Linked DNA regions of Homo sapiens: all the other regions are linked to region 3. A link is an interaction called in ENCODE POLR2A ChIA-PET data of the cell type or tissue named here. Cell type or tissue: GM12878. All regions are shown on one strand.

The links. ChIA-PET counts read pairs that join two places held together with the same protein. Peaks named below come from ENCODE experiments on the same cell type or tissue, not always from the same donor. Only the 100,000 strongest peaks of a DNase experiment are listed, where the experiment ranks them.
Region 1: POLR2A ChIA-PET joins it to region 3 with 5 read pairs; 1 of 35 experiments calls an interaction of 5 or more read pairs at or near these places.
Region 2: POLR2A ChIA-PET joins it to region 3 with 6 read pairs; 3 of 35 experiments call an interaction of 5 or more read pairs at or near these places.

What each region holds. Positions count from the first base shown.
Region 1 is chr1:211,904,837-211,912,836 of GRCh38, forward strand. No RefSeq gene overlaps it. Among named protein-coding and RNA genes, the nearest start is that of LPGAT1-AS1, 78 kb to the left of the region's middle. In GM12878, no CTCF peak of the experiment used is centred here; a DNase peak (open chromatin) is centred at 3,825.
Region 2 is chr1:211,930,812-211,938,811 of GRCh38, forward strand. It overlaps the pseudogene LOC124904505. Among named protein-coding and RNA genes, the nearest start is that of INTS7, 100 kb to the right of the region's middle. RefSeq lists enhancers at 4,677-4,956, 5,007-5,096. In GM12878, no CTCF peak of the experiment used is centred here; a DNase peak (open chromatin) is centred at 4,800; H3K4me3 peaks cover 897 bases; H3K27ac peaks cover 4,437 bases.
Region 3 is chr1:211,981,025-211,989,024 of GRCh38, forward strand. It overlaps INTS7 (integrator complex subunit 7), which reads right to left. Exons shown (of 20, transcript NM_015434.4): 8 at 6,862-6,979; 9 at 1,652-1,786; 10 at 69-166. Among named protein-coding and RNA genes, the nearest start is that of INTS7, 51 kb to the right of the region's middle. In GM12878, no CTCF peak of the experiment used is centred here; DNase peaks (open chromatin) are centred at 4,757 and 5,847; H3K27ac peaks cover 2,329 bases.

The DNA.
Region 1 (8,000 bases), 76 kb before region 3:
ATTATTTATTTATTTATTTTAATTTTATTATTATTTTGTGACAGAGTCGCACTCTGTTGCTCAGGCTGGAGTGCAGTGGTGCAATCCCAGCTCATTGCAGCCTCCGTCTCCTGGTTTCAAGTGATGCTCCTGCCTCAGCCTCCCAAGTAGCTGGGATTACAAGCCCCCACCACCACACCCAGGTAAGTTTTGTATTTTTATTAGCGATGGGTTTTGCCTTGTGGGCCAGGCTGGTCACAAACTCCTGGCCTCATGTGTTTCACCTGCCTTGGCCTCCCAAAGTACTGAGATTACAAGCATGAGCCACCACGCCTGGCCTATTTATTGCTTTTAATGGTATTCTAGGCCAGGCATGGTGGCTCATACCTGTAATCCCAGCATTTTTGGAGGCTGAGGTGGGTGGATCACAGGAGGCCAGGAGTTCATGATCAGCCTGGCCCACATAGTGAAACCCCATCTCTACTAAAAATACAAAAATTAGCCAGGCATGGTGGCGGGTGTCTGCAATCCCAGCAACTTGGGAGGCTGAGGCAGGAGAATCTCTTGAACCCAGGAGCGGGAGGTTGCAGTGAGCCAAGATAGGGCCACTGCACTCCATCCTGGGCAACAGAGTGAGCCCTGTCTCAAAAAAAAAAACAAATAAGTAAATAAAAATTAAGTGGTACTCTCCATCTTAGGCCCCAGCTACTAGATCCAGAGATTCGCATTGACCCCAAGGCAGACATCCATAGGTGGCCCAGGACCTAGGAAATGGTCTGGTATGAGAGTATCAACCACACCACATTTCCCTATACTGTGCCTGGTCAACCAATTAGATGAGCTTTCAGAGATCCTGAACGTGAACCATAGATAGGAAGAGATACAGACTGAGGGATAAAAAGATAGGTAAGTTTAACCATATTAAATTTAACTACTCTGTTCATCAAAACACCAGATAGAGAGTAAAAAGACAAGCCACAAGGTGAGAGAACATATTTGCAACATTATGTAAAAGATTAATTATTACATAAAAGAATTCCTACAGATTAACATAAAAATGATAGATAACCCAGGAGCTCTCTCCAAAGGTTTTGAATAGGCACAAAAGAGAAACTACAAATGGCCAATAAACAACATGAAAAATATTCAGCCTTATTAGTAATTGGAAAATGTAAATTAAACCCCATATATACACTAGTAGATATTTACAAGGTTGCCACATTAAAACACCTGAAGATAGCAAACAAGACTATGAAACAAAGGGAACACAAATATATCACATGAAGAAGTATAACTGGTACGACCCCTTTCAGTTTGGCATTTCTAGTACAGTACTCAACAGCTCATCAATTGTACTCCTAAGAATATACCCCAGAGGAATCTGCGCACAGGTGCAACTAGAAGTATGTACAAGAATGTTCATGTACATTTTGGCAAAAAAAAAAAAAAAAAGCTAGAAACAACCTAAACATCCATCAGTGAAGAATAGATAAATAACTATGGTATACTCTTACAATGGAATACTACTGAGCAATGAAAATGAATGACCAGTAGCTACATGCAACAACCTGGTTAATCCCAGTGGGCAGGAAGTGGTAAAAGTATGGAAGAGGTATGTCCATGGTCCCTCATGACTGATGGCTTTGCCTTCTTTGAGGTTCTTCATCCATTATCCCCTCTTGCAACATACAAAGTGAGTATTGGATTAAGCCCTCTTAGGAGCAATGCAGATTTCACAGCTTGGTCCTGCTGGTGCAGACGTGGGGGCCCAAGTGCTGCTTTAAGGCATAAATGCTTAAAGAGTTTTTTACTGATGAGGCTTGCAATTTATTTGCCAATTAGTTCCCTCAAAAACTGAGAAGGTTACAGTCAGCTCCATGGACCAGTCACCACTCCCAAAGTTCTTTCCTGGGTATAGTTCTTCTTTGTCTTCTTCTTCTTTTTATTTTTCTTCTTCTTCTTCTTTTTATTTTTCTTCTTCTTCTTCTTCTTCTTCTTCTTCTTCTTCTTATTATTATTATTATTATTATTATTATTGCCAAACTTTTTTTTGCCTCAGCATAAAAAGGACACTGGCTTTCCAGTACATAATATCAATTTTCTTATCGCTCAACTGCTGAGACAATGCCACATATTTCAGATTTTGATAAAAGCAATGCTGTATTTTCTATACTAATTTCTATATTAGTATAACATTAGGTTTCTCTAACAGAGACCAATCAATAATTCCATACCTTAAAGAAAATAAAAGAGGCCGGGCACAGTGGCTCACACCTGTAATCCAGCACTTTGGGAGGCTGAGGCTGGCAGATCGCTTGAGGCCAGGAGTTCAAGAGCAGCCTGGGCAACATGGCGAAACCCTGTCTCTACTAAAAGTACAAAAATTAGCTGGGCATGGTGGTGTGCGCCTGCAGTTCCAGCTACTTGGGGGGCTGAGGCAGGAGGATGGCTTGAACCTGGGAAGTTGAGGCTGGAGTGAGCTGAGTTGGCGCCATGCACTCCAGCCTGGGTGACAAAGTAAAACACTGTCACAAAAAAAAAAAAAAAAAAAAAAAAGATAAAAGTTTGGTTTTTTTCTCACATATCAGTTCAAGGTGGGCATTCCAAGGAGTAGGTGGCTCTGTTCCACCTAATCATTCAGGGATCTAAGTTTTTTCCATCTTGTTGCTCCTCTATTCCCTAGGCCTTGCTGTTATCTGCATGGTCCTGGTTGAATCATTGCTGTGTCTCAGTCTCAATGTGTGGAAATGGGGAAGAGACTGGGGAGGAAACACATTCAGGTGTAGTCCTGGAAGTGACACACAGCACTTGTGCTCACATTCCTTTGGAGGAAATTTATCCACTTGGCCATATCTGACTACAAGGAAGGCTGAGACATGTGACTGGGATGAGGAGGAAAATGGGTTCTGGTGAGCAATTAGACCAAAAATGTTCAATCTCAAGCCTTCAAGTTATTTTGCTGCTTTGAGAATAGAATGAGACTCAGAATATTGACCATAAAGTCAGAGCTACATAGAAGACCAGAAATATAAGACACAGTTCTCCTGTCATGTATATTATCTACAAAAAGCCAAGCAATTTCACATCTTTTTTAATGATTAAAGTAATATATTTACTTTTCTTTGAAAATTTCCCATGTTGGCTATATGTTCATTATCCATTGATCCAATGTGAACAGGGGGGTTTTGATTTTAATTTATTTCTATTCAGCATTATTGAGGTAGAATTGACAAATAGGAATTGCATATACTCAAGTTGTACAACATGATGTTTTGATATATGTATACATTGTAAAATAATTACCACATCTAGGCTAAGTAATGTATCCATCACCTCACATAGTTACCTTTGTGTGTGTCTGTATATGTGGTGATACTTAAGATCTACTTTCAGGCAGTGGCTCACGCCTGTAATCCCAGCATTTTGGGAGGCCAAGGCAGGCAGATCACTTGAGGTCAGGAGCTCGAGACCAGCCTAGCCATCATGGTACAACCCCATGTCTAATAAAATACAAAAATTGGCTGGGCATGGTGGTGCACACCTGTAATTCCAGCTACTCAGGAGGCTGAGGCACAAGAATTGTTTAAACCCGGGAGGTGGAGGCTGCAGTGAGCCAAGATCATGCCACTGCACTCAGCCTGGAGACAGAGCAAGACTCTATCTTTAAAAAAAAACAAAACAAACTACTTTCTTAACAAATTTCAGGTATACAATCTATTATTAACTATAGTCACCATGCTGTACCTTAGGTTTCCAGAACTTATTCATCTTACAACTACAAATTAGTTCCTTTTAGCAACACTTCCCTATTTCTCCCACACCCTGACTTCTGTAATCACCCCTCTGCTCTCTGTTTCTATGAGTTCAACATTTTTTAGATTTCATGTGTAAGTGAGATCATGCAGTATTCGTCTTTCTGAGTCTGGCTTACTTCATTTAGCATAATGGCCTCAAGTTTCATACATATTGTTGCAAATGGCAGGATTTCCTTTTTTTTTTAAGTCTAAAAAAATATTTTATCGATTTCACCATATCTTGCCAAATCAGTGGGGAATTGAGATCTTAAATAATTTTTAGCAAACCAGACATGGGAAAAAGAAATTAATTGTGTGGGGCTCTGATAACTAATTTAAGATATATGAATTTCATATTTACACTCTTTAATTAAAAAAAAAAGAAAAGGAAAAAGAAAGCCTAGCACAGTGCCTGGCATAAAGTAGGCACTTAAATGTCAGTTCCCCTTCCTGTGAATTCCCTTTCAGCATGTTTATTCCTCTCCAGGGGCTGTCCTGGCTCACCTAAAACCAAGTGATGTAATCCAGGATGGCAGAGGGAGCTGCTGCTGCCCAGAGGGCCCAGAGCAAAGGTGGTGGCAGCAATGTAATGTCAAGGGTTGTCTAGTAAAATGGCAAGTGCCACTACTGGGGAGCAGCACCCTGAACACCGAGAGGTGGTGACGACCTACATAACCCATGCACAGCCTTCTCCTCACTCATCCAGGACCCTCCTAGCTGGCTCTCCCCTTCTCACCCCTCTCTCCTCTAATAGCCACATCCTATAGCCTCAAGGCCACTATCACTGGCTTGCCGTGGGAAGGAAACAGCCTGTAAGGGCTACAGCAGCAGGGGGGCACGTGTTATGTAGCCCCCCACTGCAGGAGCTCACCCATTGCATGCGTGCACCTGCTGCCTAACTGATGGGGACAGGGGTGATCCCCCAGTAGGCACTTCACTTCTTGTTTGTTCTGTTCAGGCAGGTCAGAAAGTGCAGGAATGTGATGTGATAGATTTTCCTAAGTTCAATTAGGGCGATTAAATAGATGTCTCTATTTTTGGATGTTTGAGTAAATTCCTGTCTGGATTGCCTAAGCGAAAGGTCACTCCCGTTGAATCTAAAGCCTCATGTTGAACTATGTCCACCGTCAAGAAGCGAGCATCCATAAGGAGAGGAAGAAAAGGACAGGACACCAACGACATTGCTATTTGGGAAGCTCCCTGGGAAAGAATAAGCATGAAGATTATTATGTTGAGCTCTAAAACAAAACACTCAGAACCACACACACACACACACACACACACACACACACACACAAATTGACACCAGTTGTATGTGAAGCCTTGTGCTAGGTATGAAAAGGAAAGAGGAAGAAGCCCTTGTTCTGAAGTCCTTCAGTTGCACAAAGAAACAGGGAAGACAAACTTATCCTAAAAGAAATGTTAGTGAAGTAAAACATAGCATGCTCCATATGTCAGAGGGAAGGGACAGTGAATGAAATGAATCTGGAAAAAAAATGAGTTTGTTTAATCATTCATTTATTCTTTCAATCATTCACTCTACAGACATTTACTAAGTACGAAGTATGTGCCATCCACTGTGATAGGGACTAGAGACACATCACCAACTGGACACAGACCTTGCCCTTCAGGGGCCCCTGGGTAGAAGTGGGAGACAGATAGCTAAGCAAGTAGAAGCAGGAATGTGTCATCGGGGCTATCATAGACATGGGGACAAGGTTCAGGGTGAAGCCAACCAGGAGGGAGTCTGTGGGCAGAGGCCAGGAGGAGGCTTGGGAGAAGCGGTGGCGAAGGTGGCAGTTCTGACAAGCAGGTGTGTGGCAAGCAGGCGCAGTTCTGGGGTGGTGAGAGTGAAGGTGGGAGCTAGTGCTGGGAGACGGCAGAGGCTTAGGAAGCCAAGCTCCTAAAGGAATTTCTCCTGCTCCATGCCATTAAAATGTGGAAAGCAACAGTGTTGTAGGAAAGATGCCCACTGTTCTAGGGAGAATGTGATGATGGAGATAGGTGTGTGACCACTGAACTCTGTGAACTAGCTTCATTGCTGCTGGTCAGCTCCTGTGCTCATCAGAGCAGCTGGCTCTCAGGCTGGTGACACCTAATTGGCACAGGGGCCACCTTGATGATGCAAAGAGCACGCTGTCTCACCAGACCTCCTTTTAGGAAATGTTACTTTAAAACTGCCACTCTGAAGCAGACAGAAAAGAAGCAGGAGCTCCTCATGGACTCTGCATAGGTGCAAACTTGTGTTGGAAGACTGGCTCCTTATTTAACAAATAGACAAAGCACTTGTATTAGTAAGAGCTTATTGGTTGTGAGTCATGGGCACTCAAGCTGGCATAAGTAATAAGAATCAATTTATTATAAAGCTATAGGGCTGTCTCTTTACTGGAGGGCAGGAAGGCCCCGGATCCCAGGAAGAACCAAAAACAGGGAAGTGGGCAGCCACCCACAGGGAGCCAAGTGGTGCCTCTCTCTGTCTCTGTATCTCTCTAGGCATCTGCTTCCTCTTTCTCTCTCTCTCTGTCTCTGTCTCTCCCTCCCTCCTCCCCTCCCTGACCACCTCCTACTCCCATCTTCCTCTGTCTCAGCATAGCAGAATATGACCATCCCTTGCCCTTGCTTCAAATTACAGCTCCCATCCCACGGAAAGCGTGGATCTGTCTTGGACACAATTCCAGATGTGTGCTCTCTCGGGGAGGGGCTCTGACTCAGCCAAGGACAGACAGCAGGGTTCACACTGAATGGAGGGTGCTAGGAGCAACCACTGTGGGCAAGGGGCAGTGAAGAGGGCTCTTGTGAGTTAGGCAGGCACCCCCAAAGCCATAGTTCTTCATATCTCTGGCCCCTGGTCCCTGGAGACAATGGTCACTGCTTTACCTGGCTATTGGACTGATTTGATGAGATAATGTATGTAAAGCAACTGCTGCCCAGTGGGCCCTCAGTAAATGGAGGAGATTATAATTCTAATTCTAATTATTATTATTATTTTTTGAGATGGAGTCTTGATCTGTCACCCAGGCTGGAGTGCAGTGGCACGATCTCGGCTCACTGCAACCTCCACCTCCCAGGTTCAAGCGATTCTTCTGCCTCAGCCTCCTGAGTAGCTGGGACTACAGGTGCATGACACCACGCCCAGCTAATTTTTGTATTTTTAGTAGAGACGGGGTTTCACCATGTTGGGCAGGCTGGTCTCCAACTCCTGATCCGCCCACCTCAGCCTCCCAAAGTGCTGGAATTACAGGCATGAGCCACTGCGCCCAGCCGATTATAATTATTATATTAGTCAATAAAGATATCTGTGATCTGTTTAGGAAAGATTGTGCTTTCTTCCCTCCACTGGCAATGTGCCTTCTTTCCTCCACCAAAGCTGTTCACATTAACACAGAGATGTGGGGCAGGGCCTCTCTTCCTCTCTCAGTCCCCACCCCTCTCATCTCTTGGTTACAACTTATTAAAACTCCTGCCTCCACATGCCCCCAAGCTTTCTTTGCTATTACAAATCAATCATGCACTCTTTCAGCCCTTGCTACCCCCATAGGTACTCATCTGTAATGACTATATTTAGGAATGTTAGGTTCATATGGTGATTAGATATCTTCCCTCTCAAAGTCTAAGACTGTGGACTGAGAGACTTTTCTGAACACCCAGGACATTGCCACACATCTCATGTTTACCTGGTTATATTTGTTGAGTCATCATATTTTCATAGGAAGGGCAATTTCCATTTATAGCCTCATAAAAGGAATCTCAGGAAGTCATTTATTTCGGGTCACTGCCTTTGGCCAGGATAAGACTTCAGCTTCCTAAATAAATGAGTGTGTATTTTATTTGTACTCCCACATAAGCCTATGGTTGTACAATCTGAGATTTGGAAGGGACCTGGAGGGTCTTCTGGGCCAGGCACCTCCCAGGGTGAGATTCTGCTATCCACGCCCCCTGTGACATGGGCATCTGGTCTGCAGGAGAACAGGGGGGTTGTGGCCTTCCTGGGAAGTTCATTCCATCTTTGCTCCTTTTTTTTTTTGACAGAGTTTCACTCTTGTTGCCCAGGCTGGAGTGCAGTAGCATGATCTCAGCTCACTGCAACCTCTGCCTCCCGGGTTCAAGCAGTTCTCCTGCCTCAGCCTCCCAAGTAGCTGGGATTACAGGGGCCTGCCACCACACCAGGCTAATTTTGTATTTTTAGTAGAGATGGGATTTCACCATGTTGGGGCGGCTGGTCTTCAA
Region 2 (8,000 bases), 50 kb before region 3:
CATAGTAGATAGTCTAGGAAAAAGAAGGGCCAGGAGGGAGGAAAGATGGACAGGGAAGAACCTAGCTGGAAACTGAAACCCCAGCCATCCAAAGCAACAACATATTCTAAATTCTGACCAAGAGGAGGCTGCTGCTGGAGGAGGGTGAGAATGACTAGGAGGAAAGAGATAGATAAGTACTCTTAAAAAAAATTAAAAAAATTAAAACTTTCTTGCAAGTTTTAGTCACTGCCCACTCCCTCCTACCTCAGCCCTCAGTTCAGAGCCTCAGCTGCACTTGAGGCCCACGGTGAGCCTCTGTGATACTAGCAGGCCCTGCTCCAGCCTCTCCACTGCTCAGAGCTCAGACAGCTTGCCTCTCTGCCTCAGTCTCCGAGGCGAACACTGGGGATGGCCAGCAGGCAGATCAGCCAGGATTGCTTCAAGCCAGGGTGAGAACCAGGGCTGGAGGCCAGAATAGCCAGGGAGCTGATGGGAGGCATGGGGCAGTGGAGGGAGCTGGCTGCTCCTGGCAGGACATGGTAACATTAGCCTCCATTTGTCTACAGTGCCTCCGACCCCAGGGCCATGCAGCTAGACTGCTTCACACAGATGGATTGGGATACGGGCTATGGAGGAATACTGAGTATTGTGTCTGGCTAGAAATCAGGACATGGAAGGACGAACAGGTTTTTCACGGATGGAGGGAAGAGTGTTCAGACAGAGGGAAAATATGAGCAAAGCCACAAAGGTAAGATAGTGCAAACTGAGCTCATGGAATGCCCAGGGTGCCAGTTTTACTGCGGGCTGGGATACACACAGAGGGCCGTAGAAAAGAGAGGTCTGGGCCGGGTGCAGTGGCTCACGCCTGTAATCCCAGCACTTTGGGAGGCCGAGGCGGGCAGATCACGAGGTCAGGAGATCGAGACCATCCTGGCTAACACGGTGAAACCCCGTCTCTACTAAAAATACAAAAAATTAGCCGGGCGTGGTGGCAGGCGCCTGTAGTCCCAGCTACTCGGGAGGCTGAGGCAGGAGAATGGCATGAACCCGGGAGGCGGAGCTTGCGGTGAGCCGAGACTGCGCCACTGCACTCCAGCCTGGGCGACAGAGCGAGACTCCGTCTCAAAAAAAAAAAAAGAAAAGAGAGGTCTGGCTGCTAGGCCTGTGTCTAATTGTGGAGGATCTTCAATGATATATTGAAGAATGTGCACTGTATTGGGAACCCAGTTTTGTTTTTTTTTTTTTAACAAGAAGAGTGAATTGCAGCTGGCGCGGGGGCTCACATATGTAATCCCAGCACTTTGGGAGGCCAAGGTGGGTGGATTGCTTGAGCCCAAAAGTTTGAGACCAGCCTGGGCAACGTGGTGAAACCCCGCCTCTACAAAAAAATACAAAAAATTAGCCCGATGTGGTGGCACGCGCCTGTAATCCCAGCTACCCAGGAAGCTGAGGTGGGGGATCCCTTGAACCCAGGAGGTCAGGGCTGCAGTGAGCTGTGATCGTGCCACTGCACTCCAGCCTGGGCAACAGAGTAAGACTCTGTCTAGATTTAAAAAAAAAAAAAAAGAAGAATGAATTGGGAAGCAATGGTAAGAAAGGTTCACTCAGAGGAGACTGAAACTAGCAGCAAGGAAATTAGGAAGTGAAAGCAATATTCCAGGAAGACATAATGAGGTTGTGAACTAGGATGATGGTAGTGGGAAAAGAAAGAAAGCACGTTGTGAAGAACAGCACCCCGTTCCCCAAAAGTAGGACAGCTCCTCTCCCTGCATGAACACCTATCTCACAGAAACATGCAGACACACACACTTAGGAGGTGAGAGAAAACACAGCCTCTTCACCGTCACTCTCTTCTCAGCTGTCAACCCCAGCCCTCCCCAACTCCACCCCCACTCCACCCCCACCACTTCTCTGTGCACCCTTCTCCTGTTCCCTCCATCCCATTCTGGGCAATGGCTGGAGGCATCCGCTCTAAGGACAGAAAGAGTCACACGAAGGTTATTTATATCTGCGGCTGCACTGCCTGAGCCCTTAGTCTCGAAGGCATGTGTTTGGTGGGGAGCTGGGCCACAACGCATCTCCCAGGCAAAGCCCTCCTGCTGGGAAGTCTGCAGCTGTGGCCTCCATGAAATCTTGCTGATAAAATAGGGCCAAGAGGTCATAGAGTCCATTCCTCTGCCTCCAGAGAGGCTCTTGGCAAATGCACCTCTGTGATTGAACAGGCTTCCTGTCTTAAGGCCCTTCAGAAGCACCCATGAAGCCTGAATGCTTCCTTCTTTCAGTATGTAATTGTTTCTAGAGTTCACTAAGTTCTTCCTTATACTCAATGTAAACTTCCTTGCTTCTTGCTCCATTTTTGGGGGGTGGCAAACTCTCCAAAACCTTGTTAGTAGGGAAAGAGTTCTGATCAGTTAGGTATGAAGCACCCATTGAACCTTGGGGCTTATGTCCAGTAGATTTGATGGTGCAAACTAACTTTGGATATAAGCCCATTTATTTTGCAGTTGACCAAATAAGTCTCAGAAAGAATGACAGGATGTCTGGGTCGGCTCACTGCACTGGTGATACTTCTCCCATATCTTCCTGGCACTCCCCTGCCCCCTCTCTCACTTCCCCAGGGATCAATACTTGTGCTGACAGGGAAGGCTGAGAGATGGAAATACCCTCCTCCCAACAGAAAAGGATACATTCCTCTTGAGTCTAAGAGCTTTTAGTCCCTTCTAGGTCCTCAAATGAGACCTGGAACGTCATCCTTCTTTAAGGCAGAGATGACCTGAAATGTCACTGTTTTGTAGGGCTGAAGTTCCTGTCCCCGCTGCTCTCTGGGCCACTGGGCCAGGCTGGCCAATCCACCACTGAGGAGGAAGGCAACCAATATCTGTTGGGCACCCGCCAGGCACCAGGCTTTGTGAGTGTTATCACATTTAATCTTCACAACTCTTCAACAGGGTAACTATGAGCCCCCTTTCACAGATGAAGAGGCCAAGGCTCAGAGAGATGTGATGAGAAGAAACAGAGACTCGGAGAATAGCCAGGTGGCTGATATAGGGTGTGGGACAGTGGAGAGAGCTGTTCGTTCCCATTAACAGGACCTGATAACATTAGCCACCATTTATCCACATTGCAGCCAACCCCAGGGTCGGGCAGCTGAGTGTACACAATACTGGTTACAGAGAAATATGAAGGATCGTGCTTGGTTAGACAAATCAGGGTCAGGGTGTTTCTATAGGGTCTGGAAAGACAGATGGGTTTTTCTATGTGGAATAGTTGGTGTCAGGGGAGACTGAATTCTGACAGGAGTTATTTCCCTCTGGCCAAAGCTTTGTGGGAGTTTCCCATCTTCCCCAATCACAGAGAATTGAAGCAGGCTTAAGATTGCAGTGAGAGGCTGAAGTGGGAGGATCCCTTGAACTCAGGTTGAGGCCGCAGTGAGCTATTATTGCGCCATTAAGCTCCAGCCTGGGTGACAGACCCCTCATTTTTAAAAAGTAAAAATTAAAAGATTGCAATGAGTGGTTTAGGTTGGATATAAGAAAAACTTAGTGGGTTGTGAGGATGGTTAAATACCAAAGGAGACACAGGGTGAGTGAGCCTTTGTGAAGGGCTGCACAGGGAACTGCAGTGGCTCTGCCCTGGGGAGTCCTGTCCAAACCCATTCCTTTCTCCTTTCACTGGAGAACATGATCAGCCACGTGAGGAAGCTCAGGCTCACCCTGAATAGTCACGGTCAGAATGTGTTTCTCACCACCCTCCCTCCCATGGTCTCTGCAGGAAAGAGGGGGTGGCATGGCCGTGAACCCCAGGAGCTTGGCCACCACTGTATTCCCAGCACCTGCTATGCTGTGTGTGTTTGACAGACATCTCGTGCATGAATCAAAGAATACCTTCTCAAAATGGTTTATGCCCTTGCTGGCCATGCCTTTAGCATACATCCGGAAAATCTGTGTTCGAATTCCTTCTCTGACAAATGCTGATTGAGCTGCAGTGCCTTGTGATGTCAGCTGAGTTACCTTCAGTGCTCAGGAGTGTTTTCTTTTCATCAGCTACTCCTGGTCAGCCACTTGGGAGTGGGTGGGGGGCAGGGGGAATTAGTGCCTAGGACAGATTCTCAGGCCCTCTCATGTGTCAACAGCCCTCAAGGAGATTCCAGATGTGCTCACTCTCAGAGACAACAATTCTAGCCAGGCTAATATGCTTTTGAGCATCCCAAGGGACATGGTAACCATTGAGTAGGATAGCTCTGATGTTGCTGAAGGGATTCTGTGACTATACTTATTTCTCCCTAATACTCCAATACCTTGAAATGTGACACGGAGGGGTTCAAATCATCCAGCAGCCTGGCCAGAGGCAGCAGCAGTTTCTGTAAGGAGACAGTATTTAACTTTTTTTTAAGTGTAAACTCCTGTCTCCTTGAAGTTAAATATTTCCTTCACACTTTAGGGGCCTTTTTTTTTTCGAAATGCTCTTTTGCCCCTCTCTGGATAACAAGTAGTAGGTGCTCAATTGTTTGAATTACATCAAGAAGAGGCTGAGAAGGGACACACGCATTCTAAATGCTGCAAAAGAAGAAAATGCCAAACGATGGCCAGTTTTTAAATTACTTAAGATCCTCTCCCGAGTGTTACATACAAGGGGACACTATCATGAATTTCAGAAATGGCACTCTTTTGTGTTTTGTCACTTTTTTTAAGCCCTCGCCACATTTTCTAAAAATAGGCCTTATTCTGTCCAGTGAGACTCCAAGTTGCTTGGGGGTTCTCCCTGTCAGTTTCCTTTTGACTCTCCCACGGCCAGCTCAGGCCTGGCGACGTGTTGTGCTCTCACAGGGAGAGTCCCTCTCCTCCATTTGCATTTCCACAGTAGTCTTCTCTTCTGCTTCTCCTGTGAACCTCCTAATCACAGGATGTCCGCTTTTGCTGGTGGGTGGGATATGAAGGCAAAGCAAGGCAGGAGCAAGTGTTAACAATTCATCATCACTTTCCTCATCTCACTACTCTTTCATGCCATCAGGGCAAGATGACATAAATAGAAAGCATCATTAGCTCCACTGCTTCCAGTGGGGGATGGAGGGAAACTCCAGCCTATTTTCACCTTCCATGGTCTTAGGAAACAGGAGAGGGTAGACACCGGTATCTTCTCATAATTCCTTAGTGTAATTTAGTTCCCTTTTATTTGTCCTAATCCTTTACACATTTTTAACTCATCACCACAAATAAATTCATCAAAACCCTCAAATGAAATCACCAAGAAAACCAAAGAAAGTTGAGTTAGAGAGTATTTCTTCTCTGCATACCATGTAATTTTCTTCAAAACATCCTTTCTGGGTATTTGAGATGCTCATTTTTTTCCTGATTGTTATAATTCATTTGGCATTACCCCATCTTTATTAATTTTACTTAAAAAATTATCTGGAAACAACAACAAAATATTTTTAGAACAGCAAATTTCAAAAATGATGCCCAAAGGAAAAAACGGTTCTGGAAAAGGGGGAAATGGGGACATGTCTCTGGGAGCAACAGTGCTGATGAGAAGGCTCAGGGCCCCAAAGTGGGTGGCGACACAGCAAACAGACACATTCTACGCGAAAAACATGGCAAAACGACGGAAGCCATGGAAAAGTTAAAATCTAGTATGAGACTCAATGAAGTGTCTCCACAATATAGTGAAGATAAAAGCCAGGCCAGGGGACAACTTGGGTAAGGAGGATAATGACCCAGACCCCCGCTTTTCAAGAAGCAGCATTTGCCTTGCCTGTAAGTGGGATGGGTAAGCCTGTGTTTACAGATCCTTCCATAAAGACAAAATCTGGATATCATATTATTATGGTTGAAGGAAGAAAATAAAATCAAATTAAGCCAACTCACCAGACTTTAGACTTCTCACTACATCTCATCATACTGTTATTGTCTATGTGACTGGTAAAGGCTAAGTCCAAGGCATTGTGCAAAGAACAGGGTTTGATTGAGCAACATAGTATTTTTTTTTTTTGAGACGGAGTCTCGCTCTGTCGCCCAGGCTGGAGTGCAGTGGCGCAATCTCGGCTCACTACAAGCTCCGCCACCTGGGTTCACACCATTCTCCTGCCTCAGCCTCCCAAGTAGCTGGGACTACAGGTGCCTGCCACCACGCCTGGCTAATTTTTTGTATTTTTAGTAGAGACGGGGTTTCACTGTGTTAGCCAGGATGGTCTCGATCTCCTGACCTTGTGATCTGCCCGCCTCGGCCTCCCAAAGTGCAGGGATTACAGGCGTGAGCCACCGTGCCCGGCCTCAACATAGTATTTAATACTAGAAGCAAAGCAAACGCATGAACCTAAATACCCTCCTTGTCATCTATACACTCTTTCGTGTGGAACTTTTAGTGAGTCAAAGAATTCCAATGTAGGCCCCCTTATCTAGAAATCCACTTAAGGGTCATCTAGGTCTTAAGGTAACAGTTCTCATTTTTTCATTTTTCATTCCCTGCACTTTCCAACTCCATAGGCAGTAGCCACATGAAGCCATTTAACTGAAGGAGGCCGGGCATGGTGGCTCATGCCTGTAATCCTAGCACTTTGGGAGGCCGATGGGGGTGGATCACTGGAGGTCAGGAGTTCAAGACCAGCCTGACCAACATGATGAAACTCCACCTTTACTAAAAATACAAAATTAGCCGGGTGTGGTGGCACATGCCTGTAATCCCAGATACTTGGGAGGCTGAGGCAGGAGAATCACTTGAACCTGGGAGGCGGAGGTTGCAGTGAGCTGAGATCGCACCATTGCACTCCACCCCAGGCAACAAGAGCAAAACTCCATCTCTAAATAAATAAATAAATAAATAAATAAATAAATAAATAAAATAATTAAATTTAACTGAATTAAAAGTAAATTAATTCAGTTCCTCAATCACACTAGCCATATTTTAAGTACTCAATAGCTACATGTGGCCAGTGGCTGTAGCGGTTAGTGCAAATTTAGAACGCCTCCATCATTACAGAAAGTTCTGTTGGTCAGTGGTGCCTATACTCTACATACCAAGTGCCAGGTCATCTTATTCTCAATATTCTGTTGGCAGGTATTGGCACAGAAAGATCAAGTGACTTATCTAAGGATTAATGATGAGTCTTATAAATAGAATTTAAACTGACTTCTCTGGGACCCTAGTCTGAGGATCTTGTCTAATTGGTTTGTTCTTCTCTGAACAGTATCTTAACATGAGAAATGGCATATTCCCCAGTTGCAAATTGCCTGCTATCTTGGTTGGTTTGCGCTAGAAAGGTTATGTCTGAAGGTCTTAGTTTAAGCTGGAATACATTAATTTCTGAATAGTCAACATTCTATTGCTATCATCACTGAAGGCAATCAGCAGAATGTATTTACATATATTTCCTTGTATGTCTGCCTTTACATATTTTAATTAAATGATTTATAGCATAGTAGACAGAAATTCTATTTTGTTTAGATCATTATTACTCAATGTACCCAAATTGCATTAGGAAAGATAGCTTAAATGTGTTTAATAGCAGAGACAAGGTAATAAAATGCTCAGTGAGAACTGATCTAACACTTTGGAAAAAAAAATACTAAGGAGGATAATGACAGTAGTAGTAATAATAAAAGCAAATGCTTATATATCTGTTTTACTATATGCCAAGCATGTTCTAAGTAAATTCTATACTAACTCACTTAATTCTCATACCTACCCCATGAAACACTAATATGTTTCTCTATTAGGAATAAGGAAATTGAGGCATAGAGAGACTAAGTAGCTTGTCCAAGGTCATAAAGTTAAGATTGGAACCTCGGCAGTATGGCCCCAAAGGCTGGTGCTCTCAGTCACTGGACTACACAGCAGTCCCCCTTATCAGTAGGAGATACGTTCCAAGATCCCCAGTGGATGCCTATGACTGAGGATAGTACCAAACCCTATATACACTACATTTTTTCCTATACATACACACCTATGCCAAAGTTTAATTTATAAAATAGGCACAGTAAAGAGATTAAGTGATTATAAAATAGAACAATTGTAACAATATA
Region 3 (8,000 bases):
AACTTTGCTTTCTATTGCCTAAGACCATCATATATATCTATTACAACTTAATAAATAAAAGTTTTCACCTTTAAAGTGGCCTGAGCACCTGGACTATCATCTTGACTACAAAGTACCAGTAGGGATTCCAGGCCAAAGACAGCATCTTGTTCCAGTGCCAAAAGATCTAGAAGAAAAACAGTAAACTTTATGATGGTCAAGTGATGTGTGTACAAACACACACACATATACATGCATACACACTCTCTTAGAAAAAACATTAAGGAGTTTAAGATATAGGGAATTATTAAATGGATGAACCTAACCTTCCTTGAAAAAGTACATGTGGCATTACTTCTAGAATGTAAAGTCTATCTTCAGACTTTATTTCTACCACTTTATTGAAGTATTTATAAAAATATACACATTAAATCAAGAGCTAAAGCCACAAAGCTATAAATAAAGCAAAACTGAAATAGTGTCACCAGCTTAGCTAAGGAAAATACTAAGAACAGCAAACTATGCAGTATGTGTTAATCTCCCTAATCAGAAATAAATTATGCAGGTCCATTTTTACCTAAGATATAACAGTTTTCAGCTTCTAATGAAAGCTGAACCACTTTTAGGAAATAATAAGGTCTCCACATAACCTTATTACTGTTTTAAGTCTGACCATAAAGAATGAACCTCTTAGATGTCTCATGAAATAGCAGCACTAGAACATCTTTTCACTACCATAGGGTTAAAATTTCTCTGAAGGTTTTAGAAAGTTCTGAATATATTAGTTACCTTTAGGTTAATATATTTCAGTGTTGAGAACATACAGCAGTTTTCTGTGTTACATGGAAGAAAATACTCTTTGTGATGCCAATATAAAACAGGCTTAATTATCCAAATCAGAATCAACTTTCAACTTTAAGAAATGTTTCCTGAGTGCAGGAGCTTGGCAAACAGAGTAAAGGCTAGTGAAGGTCAGGTTGCTAGAAAAAAACAGGTACTAGGAACAAGCAGTGCTGAAGGCTAGGGGGGATAAGAGGAACCACTGAGCTTGTAATCCTTAATGAAGATCAAAATCAGCACTGAAACAGATGGAATATCCAAAATGCATTTCTTGTTCTTGAACACAAGTCAAAAGATGTTAGGTAGACAACAAAATATGTGCATTATTTTCCTTGCATGTCCTCCTTGATTATGCAAGTCAGTTTAATGCCACATATACCTAGAGTAAATTCTGTGAAAATTTAATTCACATTGGTCTGTGAATTCACTTGCCTCTAGGTGAAACTATTTGTTATTTAAGTCCCTGGAGAACCTAAGTAAATTTTCTAGGTTTTTGTATAAGTGAACATACCACCTTATACAAAAGGGGTAGAGTCCTAAGCAATCTTTATCCACCATATATGCACCATATATGCAAAGGTAAGCAGTGGAAGGAAATGGGCAATGCTCCATAAAACCTTTCAATTCCACTCCCAAGGTCTTCATCTCTTTATTATTTTTCACAAGGATAAAGTAGTCTTAAGAACACATGCTCTAAGAACACTTTGAAAGGAGTCAATTTGTAGATCAAGGCACACAGGCTAAAAATAAGGGATTAAAAAAAAATCAAACAGAATTCTGTCCAAGGTCTAAACCAAAGTTTATACGTAATATCAGTCCTGATCAAACTTACCCTTTTCTTGACAAGAAACAGTTATATTAGTTAGGACTCTAACTCCATGAGCTGCAATGCCCCTGTTATTATGGTAACAGCACTCTTGGGCTAATTTGACTAAATCAGAAGATCTGGGAGAAGAACTCACATTTCCTAAAAAAGCAGAGAAAAGTAGTAGAAATTGTAATTCAAATAGTTCAAAAGCAGTTCAGCTCATAGGTTCAATTTTCTTAATTTTTGAGAAAAGTCTCTAACAATAAACTTCAACAAAATTTCCTACCACAATCCCACTATCAATACATATCAGCATTTCTCTCCATTAAGGTACTTGAAATAGGTATGTGCCAACAGTTTCGTAATGACTAAGATCTAAAATCAACGTATAATTTCTTAAAAAATATTAATAAAAATTGACTAACAGTACAAAAGCCAAAACAACTATCCTAAGAGTTCAAATGAATTCTGATTAAAACAGGTATCATTATAGGCCTCTTGTCAGACAAAACCATACTTTCAAGATAGGAGAGAAAAGAGAAAAAAATTTAAATTTGCTTTTTTTTTCCATCTCAGATTGCTGACACACATTTATACCTCATATGAATTCGTGATTGTAGAGCTGGAAAGAATTTTGGGATCATCTGATTTAACACACCCTATTTTTACAGGTGGAATCAAAGCCCAAAGCCCCAAAATTTTAAGAATCTTGCCATTAAGTTCATAAAACTTATCAGTCATGTTCTAATGCCCCTGTTATTATACTCTTCTGCTTTATACCTTAAATTCCATGCTATAGATTGCAGCAATTTTTAAAATTCACATTTGAAATTCTGGAATGCAAGGTTCATGTTGTAACTATTGTAATTTACAGTAGAGAAGCCCTCAGTTATAACTGAATAAGCTTCAAGAAAACAAGGAGATTAGGGCTTGTTCAACTACTTAAAAGAGTCTCCCATTCCTGTCTTCTTTTCCTCTGCTTATTTTTCCATGATTCTCGTCAACTTCAACTTTGTTTCTCATACCAAGGGTGACCGTATTTTTTGAGGCTGAAAGAGACGCTACTAAGAATTACAATAGACATAAACCATGAATATCTGTGGTGACATGGGACCTATGGTCACTTTGTTGATTTCTGGTTTAATATAATACAAGTTTAAGAGAGAGCCTCAGTGTTTTTTGGGTTTTTGTTTGTTTTGTTTTGTTTTTTTTTTGAGACAGAGTCTCACTCTGTTGCCCAGGCTGGAGTGCAGTGGTGCGATCATGGCCTACTACAGATCACAGCTCACTATAGTCTCAAACTCCAGGACTCCAGCGATCCTCCCACCTCAGCTTCCAAGTAGCTGAGAATACAGGTGCATGCCACCATACCTGGCTAATTTTGTTATTTTTTTTTGTAGAGATGGGTCTTGCTTTGTTGCTCAGGCTGGTCTCAAACTCTTGGCTTCAAAAGATCCTCCCATCTTAGCCTCCCAAAGTGTAAGCCACCATGCCTGGCCCCTTCAGTGTTTTTAAGTTAGGCAAAACATTAGAAAGATGAAACTATATCTTTATTTTTTCAAAACTGTGGAAATTGTATTTCCTCTATTCTTTTTGTCCATGTGATATGGACAATGCGGAGTCATCTATAAATTTACAAACATGTTTTATAACTTGTTTTTTCTTTGTTTTATTCCTACCAACACTCACCATAGAAAACTCAGAAAAAAAACCCAGAAAAATCCAAAGAACAATACAAAAATCATACCAAATTTCACAAACCAGCATGACCTTACTGTTAATTTTCTGAAATATTTCTTTTAAATCTTTTTCCCCCTATGTACAACAGTACAATTTAAAAACTCACATATAATCAGGATATGTAGATACTGGCCAATATTCTGCTTTTAAAATCTAATATTTCTGAGCCTTTTCCTATGTTTTCTAGGAATAAGATTATTTTTAATTTAATTTTTATTTATTTAGTAATGATTTTCTAAGATAAACTCACAAGGCTTACAAGGTACAACAAAGAGTAGAAAATGGTAAAAGGCTAGTGAGAGAAAAGTTTTCCTCCCCCACCCAATGTTATCAGCTTCTTGTGTATCATTCCAGAGTCCATAAATTTACAAGCACATTTATTCCTTTCTTTCTTTTTCCTTTTCACATACTGTTTTCCATCTTGTTTTATTTCTCTTTAAATATTGTATCATGGAGACTGCTCCGTGCCATATTTTCTTTTTAGTAAACTGCATTGATTTTTATTGCAGTGATGTGTCATAATTTCTTTGAGTCCTCTATTGATGATCTTTTAATGCTATTACATCCTCTACTAAGAAATAATATTTTGCTATTATATAAAATGGTGCTCAGAATAATCTTGTATATATGCCATTTCTCAATGTGTGACTATGTAAATAAGATAAATTCCTAGAAGTGGAAAGTCTGGGTTATCTGTAATTTAATGAGTATTTCCAAATCATCTATGTACAAGTTTAATAATTTATATTCGCAGCAGTAATGACTGCTTACCCACACCCTTGTCAACACACCATGTTTATCAAACTTCTAAATCCTTGCCAATCTGATGGATTAAAATTATTTCAAGTGTTGTTTTAAGGTGCCTTTTTCTTAAATATGTCTGATATTGAACATCTTATATATTTGAGCCATTTGTTAGTGATGATTTAGACATACTAAATTTAAGTTTGCTTTTTAAACTACTTTTGGCTACATTGAAAAAACATAATAAACGGAAATAAAGATTTACCATTATTTATGGAAATAATGTAACTTTGGAAAATCCTTGATTTTATTTTTTATAAATATTATCTATTTATTTAAGCCTTTGCTTAATTCCATATATAAGCCAAAATTAACAAACTTCAATAAAAGGACAAATACCTAGCTTGAAAAGTGTTTAAGTATTATAACCCAACATAATGCTAATACATGTCTTTGGAATTAAAAAATAAAGAAAAAGAAAGTTATTGTGCATGTAAGTCAGTTTGGTACAAAAAAGAGAATTCTGAGTCAGACCGCTGAGTTCAGGCCTAGGCTCAGACACTTCACAACTATGTGAACTTTGGACATACCGTCAAACCTTTGTGAGTCTCAGTTTCAATACTTATAAACTCCTTTGCATATGCCTCACTTGAAAGGCTACTTGTATGGGAAAGCTCTCATCTATTATATGATTAAGACTTTGTCTATCACAGCTCTTTCAAAGTGCAATGTTGGTGAAGGATGTTAACTGCAAGCTAAGAAACACACTGGGTGATTTATGCAGAAAAAGAATACATTGAAAGCACCCTAGGTATATGGTACGTTGTTTATAAAGAAGGCTGTGATAATTTCTCACATCCCTTGTGGACATGCTCCTTTACCATGTGATCTTCCAATTCCATGTGACTTGCTTTGGCCAATAAAGCATTGGAAAACAGGCTGCAAGCAAAAGGTTGACAAATGCTTTTGTGTTGGTGGCTTGCTTTCTTTTGGCTCCAACCAACATCCTGAAAACAAACCCAAGTTAGCCCACCAAGAGTCACATGGATAAAAACTAAGGTGCCTCAGCAGAAAGCCTTTCAATTTCTAGCATGTGAATGAGGCCGTCTTAGACCATCCAATCCTGGTCATACATGACCATAATCACACAAGTGACCCCAAGTGAGGCCAATAGGACTGCCCACCTGAGTACAGTCAAAATGGTTGATTGACATAATTAGAGCAAATAAAAAGGTCATGGTTTTAAGCTACTCGGTTTGGGGTGATTTTGTTATGTAGCAATAGATAACTGATAATGTACTTCAGAGAATCACTGGAAAGCCTGCAAAACTAATAGAAAAACAAGGTCAGAAAATAAATAAGAAAAACGCCAGGGAGCAACCAAGACCACAGCCCAAAAGACCATGCATGGAATTAGTCCAGTGAGGACACAGCAGCCATTGTTACTGATTATTTCATGTCACAGCTTAACTTCTGTTACAGGGTACCAGACATAGCAAACACCCACTGCTAGAGTATATTCTGGAAACAAATGTTGCTCTGTCATTGCTACATCACCATATCCCCATTCTCTCATATCCCTACTTTCTTGTTGTTACTGGCTCCCAATTCAGTCTGTGGCATGGAAATGATTAGTTGAGTCCAAGCCACATGTAAGCACACTAGCTGGAAGGGAGGTGTGACAACGGAGTATCAGGTCTTTTTAGCTTCCTATTAAGACTTACGTGGCAGGGAATTCCCTACACCTAGAAAGTATCATATACTATGCGGCCATAAAAGGGACAAACAAATGTACATTACAGTTCTTTAATTCAAACTAACTGACTACAAAAGGAAGCAATAGAGGTTCCGCAAAACTTGCATTAAAACAAAACAACCAGCCTGGGCACAGTGGCTCATGCCTGTAACCCCAGCACTTTGAAAGGGCAAGGTGGGTGGATCACTTGAGGCCAGGAGTTTCAGACCAGCTTGGGCTGAATGGTGAAACTCCATCTCTACTAAAAATACAAAAATTAGCCAGCCATGGTGGCGGGCGCCTGTAGTCCCAGCAACTCGGGAGGCTGAGGCAAGAGAATTTCTTGAAACTAGGAGGTGGGGGTTGTAGTAAGCCAAGATCCCCCCACTGCACTCCAGCCTGGGTAACAGAGTGAGACTCTGTCTTAAAACAAAACAACAACAACAACAAAAAAAAACCCAAAATGACAAAAAAGTTTAGCTTTAAGTCTGTTAGGTAAGCAAGCTCCTTACCGGGCATTAATGAAAGCATTTTAGAGTTAATCATCTTGAATAGGTAACTAGGAAAGTGTTATTGGGCTGGAGTCAAGTTTTATTTTAATTGTTTTCCAGAGAAATAATATGCACCTAAAAGGAAGCATATGACATTTGCTTTTAAAACTCACTACTACTTGACCTTTGAAATGTACTTAAATTCAAAGGGCACTTTGAGTCAGAGATACACAAAAGCAAACCAACTATTTTAAGCATCCTCAAAAATATTTTCACCCACATATAATTCAAAAAAAAAAGGACAAACCTAGAAAAATATATTATTGACTTAAGATCAAGGATGCGAGATGTTGTTATCATAGGCATTAGTTAAGAAATCATGTTCAAATAAATCACTAGCATGCAATGGAGTATGAGATTTTTTTCCCTGATGTTAAAGCTTTATAGAAGAAACAACCTGAAACATAAATATGGATAAAGGAGTTAGCACATTATTTATATGGTATCTCCTGTCTTTTCCTTACCTGGAACTATACTGAAGTAATGTTTGATGGCGATGGTCCCTGATAGTGTGGAAAGGACAGACAACATCCCTAGTTTTAAGCTGTCATAAGGAGTCTGGAGGGCACACTCACAAAGTGCCTGGAATGCAGAAGAGAAATGAATATAGAAGTTAAAACATCAATATACTTCTAAACTGTCTACTCCATTTACATTTTCTGGCTTTTAGAAAAATTATATATTAAGGACTTTTTTTCATGTTAAAAAACTTAAATCGAGGCCAGGTGCAGTGGCTCATTCTGGTAATCCCACCAGTTTGGGAGGCTGAGGTGGGAGGATCACTCTAGCTCAGGAGTTTGAGACCAGCCTGGGCTCAAAGTGAGGCCTTGTCTCTACAAAAATTCGAAAAATTAGCTGGGTATGGTGGTACGTGCCTGTGGTCCCAGCTACTTGGGAGGCTGAGGCAGAAGGATCGCTCAAGCCCAGGAGGTCGAGACTGCTATAAACCATGTTCACGCCACTGCACTCCAGCCTGGGGGACAGAGCAAGACCCTGTCTCAAAAAAAAAAAAACAAAAAAAGCACTAGGTCAAACTTCCAAACTCTTTAGGGGAGCCTCAGGAGGCAGGATAACTAAATGTAAACTATGTTGATACATAAAAACGACACTAGGGAAAAACTAAAGAATTATGAATAAAGAATGAACTTTGGTTAATAATAACAATGTATCAATATTGGTTCATTTATAACAAAAGTACTATACTATTGTAACATGTCAATAATAGGGGAAATGGTGGGGGAATGTGGGAACCCTGTGTACTATCGTCTCGATTTTTCTGTAAATGTAAAACTATTCTGAAACCCCCACCATATTTTGCTTAGGAGAGATATGAATATTATTTCATATATGTGTAATTTTTAAAAATAACAGGGAATATGGAATTCTATCTGGTTTCTAAGTGAACAGAGCTATCTTCCTCCCATTTCTGGCATTTACTCTACTCTTGACCAGGTAGTTTGAAGTATTACCAAAAATAAGATGCTAGTTTTTCTTTCAATGCAGTGAACTATGAATACATAATCACAGTACAGTGACTCTTGCCTTATCCTTTATCACATGATTCTGTATCATATAACTGCATGTAATATAACAAGTCAAATAA